3 separate regions of the Homo sapiens genome follow, and all the other regions are linked to region 1. A link is a contact called in ENCODE Hi-C or POLR2A ChIA-PET data. All regions are on one chromosome and are shown on one strand. The core of a region is the stretch at or near the end of the contact, and the rest is flanking DNA. Distances in the headings are between cores, read along the strand shown. Region 1 holds the start of IST1 (IST1 factor associated with ESCRT-III). Region 2 holds the start of TERF2IP (TERF2 interacting protein). Region 3 overlaps ZNRF1 (zinc and ring finger 1).

Evidence for each region. A loop is a pair of places that touch in the nucleus more often than their neighbours do. ChIA-PET counts read pairs that join two places held with the same protein, here RNA polymerase II (POLR2A). Pooled maps may share reads with other maps.
Region 2: a loop to region 1 is called in a map of naive thymus-derived CD4-positive, alpha-beta T cell, with 6 times the contacts of the local background. The contact joins the promoter of TERF2IP here to the promoter of IST1 in region 1. A Hi-C loop is called at or near these places in 1 of 168 maps with a recorded cell type or tissue (naive thymus-derived CD4-positive, alpha-beta T cell) and 11 of 50 pooled maps.
Region 3: a pooled map shows a loop between it and region 1 (4-fold over the local background). The contact joins the enhancer-like site here to the promoter of IST1 in region 1. A Hi-C loop is called at or near these places in 2 of 50 pooled maps. POLR2A ChIA-PET finds 5 or more read pairs at or near these places in 2 of 52 experiments (HEK293T and activated CD4-positive, alpha-beta T cell).

Annotation. Positions count from the first base shown.
Region 1 is chr16:71,894,274-71,896,785 of GRCh38, forward strand. IST1 (IST1 factor associated with ESCRT-III) reads left to right here and starts at 1,258. Exons shown (of 10, transcript NM_001270975.2): 1 at 1,258-1,316. It also overlaps a transcript of ZNF821 not described here. RefSeq lists enhancers at 646-1,155, 1,033-1,598, 1,326-1,515.
Region 2 is chr16:75,646,515-75,649,026 of GRCh38, forward strand. TERF2IP (TERF2 interacting protein) reads left to right here and starts at 1,259. Exons shown (of 3, transcript NM_018975.4): 1 at 1,259-2,038. The coding sequence starts at 1,369. It overlaps KARS1 (lysyl-tRNA synthetase 1), which reads right to left and starts at 1,151. Exons shown (of 14, transcript NM_005548.3): 1 at 1,064-1,151. The coding sequence starts at 1,125. RefSeq lists enhancers at 1,004-1,183, 1,223-2,180, 2,114-2,383, 2,181-2,512 and a silencer at 1,684-1,803.
Region 3 is chr16:75,010,820-75,013,331 of GRCh38, forward strand. The region is part of intron 1 of ZNRF1 (zinc and ring finger 1); the gene reads left to right. Among named protein-coding and RNA genes, the nearest start is that of ZNRF1, 13 kb to the left of the region's middle. RefSeq lists enhancers at 1,001-1,110, 1,421-1,510. Within about 2 kb of position 1,257, at least 14 of the 41 ENCODE cell types and tissues checked have a DNase peak (open chromatin) inside an H3K27ac peak, as active enhancers do.

The DNA of each region.
Region 1 (2,512 bases), core at 8-2,507:
TTTTTTTGAGACGTTTCGCTCTTGTTGCCCAGGCTGGAGGGCAATCGCCGGATCTCGGCTCACTGTAACTCGAGAATCAAGCGATTCTCCTGCCTCAGCCTCCGGAGTAGCTGGGATTACAGGCTTGCGCCACCATGCGTAATTTCCTCTTTAGTAGAGACGGGGTTCCTCTGTGTTGGCCAGGCTGGTCTCGAATTACCGACTTCAGGTGATACACCTGCCTCGGCCTCCCAAAATGTTGAGATTACAGGCGTGAGCCACCGCACCCGGCCCTTTTTCTTTTTTTCTGTAGCCTAGGCTGGAGTGCTGTGACGTGATCACGGTTTACTGCAGCAGCGACCTTCTGGGCTCAAGCGATCTTCCTGCCTCAGCCTCCCGAGTAGCTGAGACCACAAGTGCTCACTGCTGCTCCCCTAATTTTTAACTTTTTTTTTTTTTTTTTTGTAGCGATGCGGTTTCACTATGGTGTCCAGGCTGGTCTGCAACTCCCGGGCTCAAGCGATCCTCCCGCCCCGCCTCTCAAAGTGCTGGGAAGGTCCCTTCCAGGCTTAAGCAGCGATAATGGTTTTCAAGTTAAAAACAAAGGTAACCAAGGAAAAAGTTTTCTCTGAATACCGAGATAAATTAGGGAAATCGCCAGAGACTGTGGTGCTGAGGAAACACTACTGAATTATACCACACAGACCGGAGCGATGCTGGTCCAAAGGGCAACCGGACGGCTTAAAAGCGGGGCGGGGGAACGCTTAGAGCCCGTAGAGGGACACGGAGGCGCTGGGTGAAGAGTCAGGGATACGCAGGCTTCGAAACCCCCTCGGCCGCTCCACCCAGGGGGAAAGTCCAGCGAAAGGCGGCAGCAGATCTTAGGGAGCAACTCCCGGCGTCAGAGAGGCGGTACTGGCAGCCGGTTATGGAAGAATCCGGAACCAAGGCACTGGGCGCGGTGAGGCCGTGGGCGCAGAGTCCGAGAATCAACAGCTGTGGCTGGCCTCCCCGCGCCCAGAGCGAAATTAAGGGCATGCCCCCAGCAGCTGACTCAGTCGGCGTGGCGCTTCCCCCAACGTCTGCCGTGCCCCCGCCGCGGGAAGTAGTCCCCGGCCGCGCCGACTCCAAAGGAAACCGAGGGAGGGTGCCCCGAGTCAGCGCGTGGGTCCCGGCAGCGGCGATCGCGCAGCCAATCCCTGGAAAGGAGGGCGTGGCTATATCGGCCCCGTGGATCCCTCCGCCCGCGCTTGTTGTGCTGAGGCCGAGGGAGTCGCCATTTTGGATGGTGAACCCTGAAGTCGGTGTCTGCTGCGTTCACGGCAGGATTCGGTTAGGTGAGTGTGGCATCCTCGGCGTCAGAGGTCTCTGTCTTCCTCTTCTCTCTGCGCTCCTGATTTAGCGGTCTCTAGTTAGCGCTAGGGCCCGGGATTCAAACGACTTCGGAGGGGGCAGCTGAGGAGAAAGGGAAGGATAGTGGAAGTGGGGGTCAGACCGGAGGTCAGGCCCTCGAGGGCCCGCGGCGCAGGAGGCTGCCCAGGCCTGGGTGGGGGGCGTGGCAGGGCCGCGAGCGGGTCGGAGGCCTCTGGTCCTGGATCCTCGAAGCCCCTTAACTTTCCCCTAGTCTTCCTGCCCCGAGGTGTGTCTTCCTTGGGGCGGAAACGCCGCGGCCTCGGCGAGGGCTCCTCGGCGACACCCCTACCCCGTCTTTTCTGGCCCGGAGAGACTTCGGGAAGGTCAGAGCTTCCAGTGCCGCGAGAGGCGGATGCCCTCCAGTCCGGGCCGCTTCCACCGGGCGGGGTGGCCTCCTGGGCTTGTTCCTGGGTTGGGGGAACGGACTTGGGTCCACTTTGGCCTGAGAAAATTACAATTTCTTTCGCTGAAGTAAGGAGCGGCCTCTGCCCGCTTTCTCGGATCCCTGCGTGTGTAGTGAGAGGTCTTGGAAGGATCCTTGCGCCTCTCCTCTTTGTTTTTCTCGGTGCTCTTCTTCCGGGGTGCTGGAGGTGACCTCTTGGAACTCAACAGCATAAACTTTGAGGAGGGTCGGGACCCAGGAGCTGTAGGTTAATTACAAAAGACACTGTCTGTCGTAGTAAACTTAAAGTCTGGTCTTAGATCTTTAGGGGAAACTTGAATTTTAAAATTATGTGTAATATTTTAACTTTTTATTATGGAAAATTTCAAGCAGACAGGAGTATAATGAATTCTCTCATCCAGCTTCAAACACGATCAACTCATGCCTAATCTTGTTTTATCTATACCCTTCCTATGTCTGTATTTTTCTAATTTAATAATAGTTGAAATATATATGTATATATTTCCCTCTCCTTTCCCAGTAGAAGCCTTTTGGCTTTTGTACCTACAAGCCAATAGTTTGTGGGAAATTTGCTTCCTCAGAACTTCTGGGATAGGGGGACTTGGTAATAGTCATTAGAAGATAAAACTGGCCAGATGTGGTGGCTCACCCCTGTAATCCCAGTACTTGGGGAGGGCTAGGTGGGATGATCACTTGAGCTTGGGAGTTGGAGAACAG
Region 2 (2,512 bases), core at 9-2,508, 3.8 Mb after region 1:
TGGCGACAGAGCGAGACTCCATCTTAAAAAAAAAAAAAAAGAAACATCATTTCTCTTTTCTTTTTCATTCAGGGTCTGGCTCCGTCTCAGTAACTCCTTGGGGAAAGCGATGGAGAAGGGCTCGCTCACGCAGCACTTCTGGCAGTCCCTGAAGGACCACTACCTCAAGTCTCCCAGGCTGGAGTGCAGTGGCACGACTTCAGCACACTGCAACCTCCGCCTCCTGGGTTAAAGCGATTCTCCTGCCTCAGTCTCCCGAGTAGCTGGGATAACAAGTGCGCGCCACGGGGATTAAGCCCTCTCGTATGCCTCTGGAATGGTACTATGTACCATCTTCCTAGCAATGATAAAACACTCAATTACCTGTGTTCTGTGGTTCAAATGGGGAACGCTAATGAGAATATAAGACAGCCAGTTAAAGGGTGGCTAATCCTGACTTATCTATGTTAACCTACATACTCCAGGGATTTGGGAGTGGTTAACAAAGATATCAGGCTGAATTAAGATGGTCTCTACTGTTAGACGTTGATCACTTAATACTCACAGGTATCTACTGAATAACCCATACGGGTAGATGCATGACAGTTTTAGAACTGATCCCTTTTAATACATAACGTTCAGAATGACCTTAGTGAGGCCCAGAAAATTTTGAAGGTCTTTCTGAAAAGCTAGGGTATTTAACATTTCTCCAACTTCCACGTTTACTGAGTGGCTCAACAAAAGAATGCATTTCTCAGAAAGGAGGATGAAGCTAAGCAGGAAGTTTCGCTTTTCTTTTCTGATAACTCTTAGTTCTCGTCCTAGTTCCTCCTCCACAGTCTCTTAACTCTAGGAGTATGATAGGGAGCATCCCGCCGGTGCCAGCTGGGAACGGGGAGCCGGCGTGCCCGGGGTATCCCGGGGTACGTGGTCTGCAGGGCGCAGCCACCACGTCTCAGCATGTGCGTACCCACGAGAGCCGGCAAGAAGGCCCCGGCACAGCAGCCTTGGTGGGAACCTCGCGGCGCTTCCCAGCCCAGACTCTCCTACCGCAAAGGCTTTAAAGACTCGCAGCGACACTCACTTCTTGCTCAGTTTCGGCTCGCTGCCATCCACTTTCACCTCGGCCGCCTGCACGGCCGCCATCTTCCCGGAGGGCCCGACCCAAAAGTAAGGAGGATAGTACGTTAATTTCCAGGTCAAGGTGCGAAGCCCCACCTCTTCCGGGGGAGAGGGGGCGGGCACTCTCGATGCGCCGCGGCTGCTGCTGCGCAGGCCCAGTGCTGCGCTTCGCGGCAGAGGCGTCTGCGGTGACAGCTCAGTCAGTTGAGCTCTGTGTGCCAGGCGCTCGCGAGGGGGTAGCTCTTCTAGTAGTGCTCGGCGTCAGACATGGCGGAGGCGATGGATTTGGGCAAAGACCCCAACGGGCCCACCCATTCCTCGACTCTGTTCGTGAGGGACGACGGCAGCTCCATGTCCTTCTACGTGCGGCCCAGCCCGGCCAAGCGTCGGCTGTCGACGCTCATCCTGCACGGCGGCGGCACCGTGTGCCGAGTGCAGGAGCCCGGGGCCGTGCTGCTGGCCCAGCCCGGGGAGGCGCTGGCCGAGGCCTCGGGTGATTTCATCTCCACGCAGTACATCCTGGACTGCGTGGAGCGCAACGAGAGGCTGGAGCTGGAGGCCTATCGGCTGGGCCCCGCCTCGGCGGCGGACACCGGCTCGGAAGCAAAGCCCGGGGCCCTGGCCGAGGGCGCCGCGGAGCCGGAGCCGCAGCGGCACGCCGGGCGGATCGCCTTCACGGATGCGGACGACGTAGCCATCCTTACCTACGTGAAGGAAAATGCCCGCTCGCCCAGCTCCGTCACCGGTAACGCCTTGTGGAAAGCGATGGAGAAGAGCTCGCTCACGCAGCACTCGTGGCAGTCCCTGAAGGACCGCTACCTCAAGCACCTGCGGGGCCAGGAGCATAAGTACCTGCTGGGGGACGCGCCGGTGAGCCCCTCCTCCCAGAAGCTCAAGCGGAAGGCGGAGGAGGACCCGGAGGCCGCGGATAGCGGGGGTGAGGAGGCTGAGCGCGGGGCCTCGCGGATATCTGCGCGGGTGGGGTTGGGATCTTTCTCCTGGCTGCCTGGCGTCCATCTTGGCATCTTCGGTAGCAGCGCTTGGCCCCGCCCCCTGTTGACATCCGGGTAAATTTGCACCATTTTCTTGCCTTCTCGCTCCCTTGTTGTTTATTATTGTTCTTTTTTTGCGATGGGTCTCTGTTACCTAAGCTGGTCTGAACTCCTGAGCTCAAGCGATCCTCCTGCCTCGGCCACCCAAAGTGTTGGGATTACAGGAGTGAGCCACCACGTCTGGCCTCTCGTCGTTTTTATTTTTTAATTTTTGAGTGGGGGCTCGCTCCGTCGCCCAGGCTGTGATGCAGCCGCGCGATCACGACCTACTGCATCCTGGACCTCCTGGGCTCAAGCGAATCTCCGGCTTCAGCCTCCCAAGTAGCTGGAACTACACTCCCGCGCCACCACGTCCCGCT
Region 3 (2,512 bases), core at 7-2,506, 3.1 Mb after region 1:
CTTGCTTCAGCCTCCCAAGTAGCTGGAATTACAGGCATGTGCCACCACAGCCGGCTAATTTTGTACTTTTAGTAGAGATGGGGTTTCGCCAATTGGCCAGGCTGGTCTTGAACTCCTGACCTCAAGTGATCCGCCCACCTTGGCCTCCCAGAGTGCTGGGATTGCAGGCGTGAGCCACCATGCCCAGCTGGGAGAAGCTTTAACCTGGATTCAGGAACAGAGGTAGGAGAACCTAAGATCACAGGCCTCATCTGACGTGGTCATTTTGCACATACTTCTTAGCTTTTTGGAGATCTTTTCATTTTGTTTCCATCTTAAATAACCTTTTCCCTGTGGAGAAGGTGCCTTTTTTGGAGAGAGCCATTAAGATTCTTTTATCCTGCTGCCTGCCTGAGTATTCTGGGAATCCTACAAGGATTTGAGGGAGCCCTTGGGATTCCAACCTAACAAATTAGTTTTCTGTAATATTGTTCTAGTCCATTTAGATTGTGTAAATGATCTAAATGGTGTAACCATTTAATATCAAAAGTATAACAGCATTTAAGTCAGCTTTTCGAAGAAACTTTTATTTTTTAACTAAAAACAAACTTTTTTTCAGAGACAAGGTCTCACTATGTTGCCCAGGCTGGACATGAACTCCTGGGCTTAAGACATCCTCCTACCCTAGCCTCCTGAGTAGCTGGGACTGTGGGCACACGCCACCATGCCTGGCCAAAGACACTTTTTTATAGCTCTGCCTGCTGCTATAACAAGTGTTCCTAAATACCCATGTACATCCTATATTATTAGATTTCCTCAACTCTGGTTAGCTATGACTGAAACATTCATGCCATTGCAGCCAGTGCCCTGGAAAGCTATAAGCAAGTCTTAAGACCTGTGATAAGGGCTGACTTGCAAGCTAGCTGCCATCCATCTTAATATCTGACGAGCCCAGTCATGTTGGCTGTGTTTAATTGATCCATTTCCTACTTGCTTCCTCAACCCAGAGGCCAAGGGCAGCACAAAAGGATAGTGAATCTAAATGTCTCCAGTTTTTTGAGGTATAGGAATCTCCTATGAAGTGGCAGACCTTTGAGAAATAGTATTATGAGCTGTTCTGTTTTGCTGTGGCTTTGGAAAACCTTTGGATTCCTCTACTGAAAATTTGTTTGAAAAAAAAATCTTTTTAATGAAACAGTGTGAGTCATAAAGCAGCCACCACCCCTTCTCATAATAGCATTTCTCACCAGGGGAATTTTTGGTAGCTGTTGGGGGAGGGATTTGAGTAGGTTGTGGATGATAAATCCCTTGAGGGGAACATAACCAAAGGCTGCCATATCAGAACGCTGGTGCTTTCCATGCTGACACCAAGCCCTGAATTCAAAGTGCAGGACAGCAGAATAGAACAGAGAAGCCTGTGCTCAGTGAATTGCTGCAGTAGCATGACCAGTGAGACTGGAGTTTCAATTAAAACACCGTTGTAGTGTAAAAGGATCATGAGATGGAAGGAGGCCTTGGGTTAGAGAGCCAGAAGCCATTTATAGGCAGAACATCAGCTTTCTGGATTAAAGGATGGCTGTGGACCTAATGATGAGAATCTAGAGGTCATGGGGAATTTCCTTACTGTCTGTGCCCCCCTTTTCCATATGGTCAGCTTGGTGCTTGGCACTGATCATGGCACACTTTACAAAAAGTGGATTCATATAAGGTCGTCTGTGCTCTTCTAAGATTTTAGGTCTAAAGCATTTAGAGTGGCGCCCAGAGGAGACGCCACCCAGTCAGCCTCCTTGTGGCATAGTGAAAATGAAACATTTAGGGATACTGAGAGCTTAGAACAAGCCAGAATTATGATATCAAATCTCAGTTGCCTGTCTTAAACTTTTCTGCCAACCTAGCGTGAGTTTTAGCTGTTTTCAACTTCATTATTTACAGTTTCTCGGGACTCATGTCTGAACCACTATCTTACATAAGCTACAGACGGGAAGGGCTGAACGGTTATTAGAAATGTGTTAAGATTTGCTTTCCTTTGGAGAGTCATGGCCTGTCTTCTGTGTTTTCCTGGCTTTGTACTTTTCTTCAAAGCCTGTTACCGGTTCCAGGTCTCCAGAGCTCAATAAAGGGGAAACAGGAAGTGAGCATTTGATGCATAAGAGCCAGCAAAACATAATAAAGGGCACAGGCATGGAACCAGGAGAGAGAATTGTGGGAGTGAGTTTTCTTGAAGGCATCAGTTCTGTAGGATTAGAGATACATCCTTCAACAATGACTTTTAACTCCTTCAAACAAGGAAAAAGCAATTAGGAACCTCTGTTCAGAAAGGACCAATTTTTCTTAGGTTATATAGTAGAGGTTCAACACTTTCATATGACAGCATACAAGTAATTATAAAGTATCTTTTGCCTAAGGAGTTCAGAACACAGAGAAAAGTGATGATCACCTTTATAAAGGAGTAAGAATTACTTCTCTGTCTCTTTACTTGAGGGCCCACAGGGTAAGTCTTATCATGAGTTCCAGCCTGGAGCCCTGACTCTTA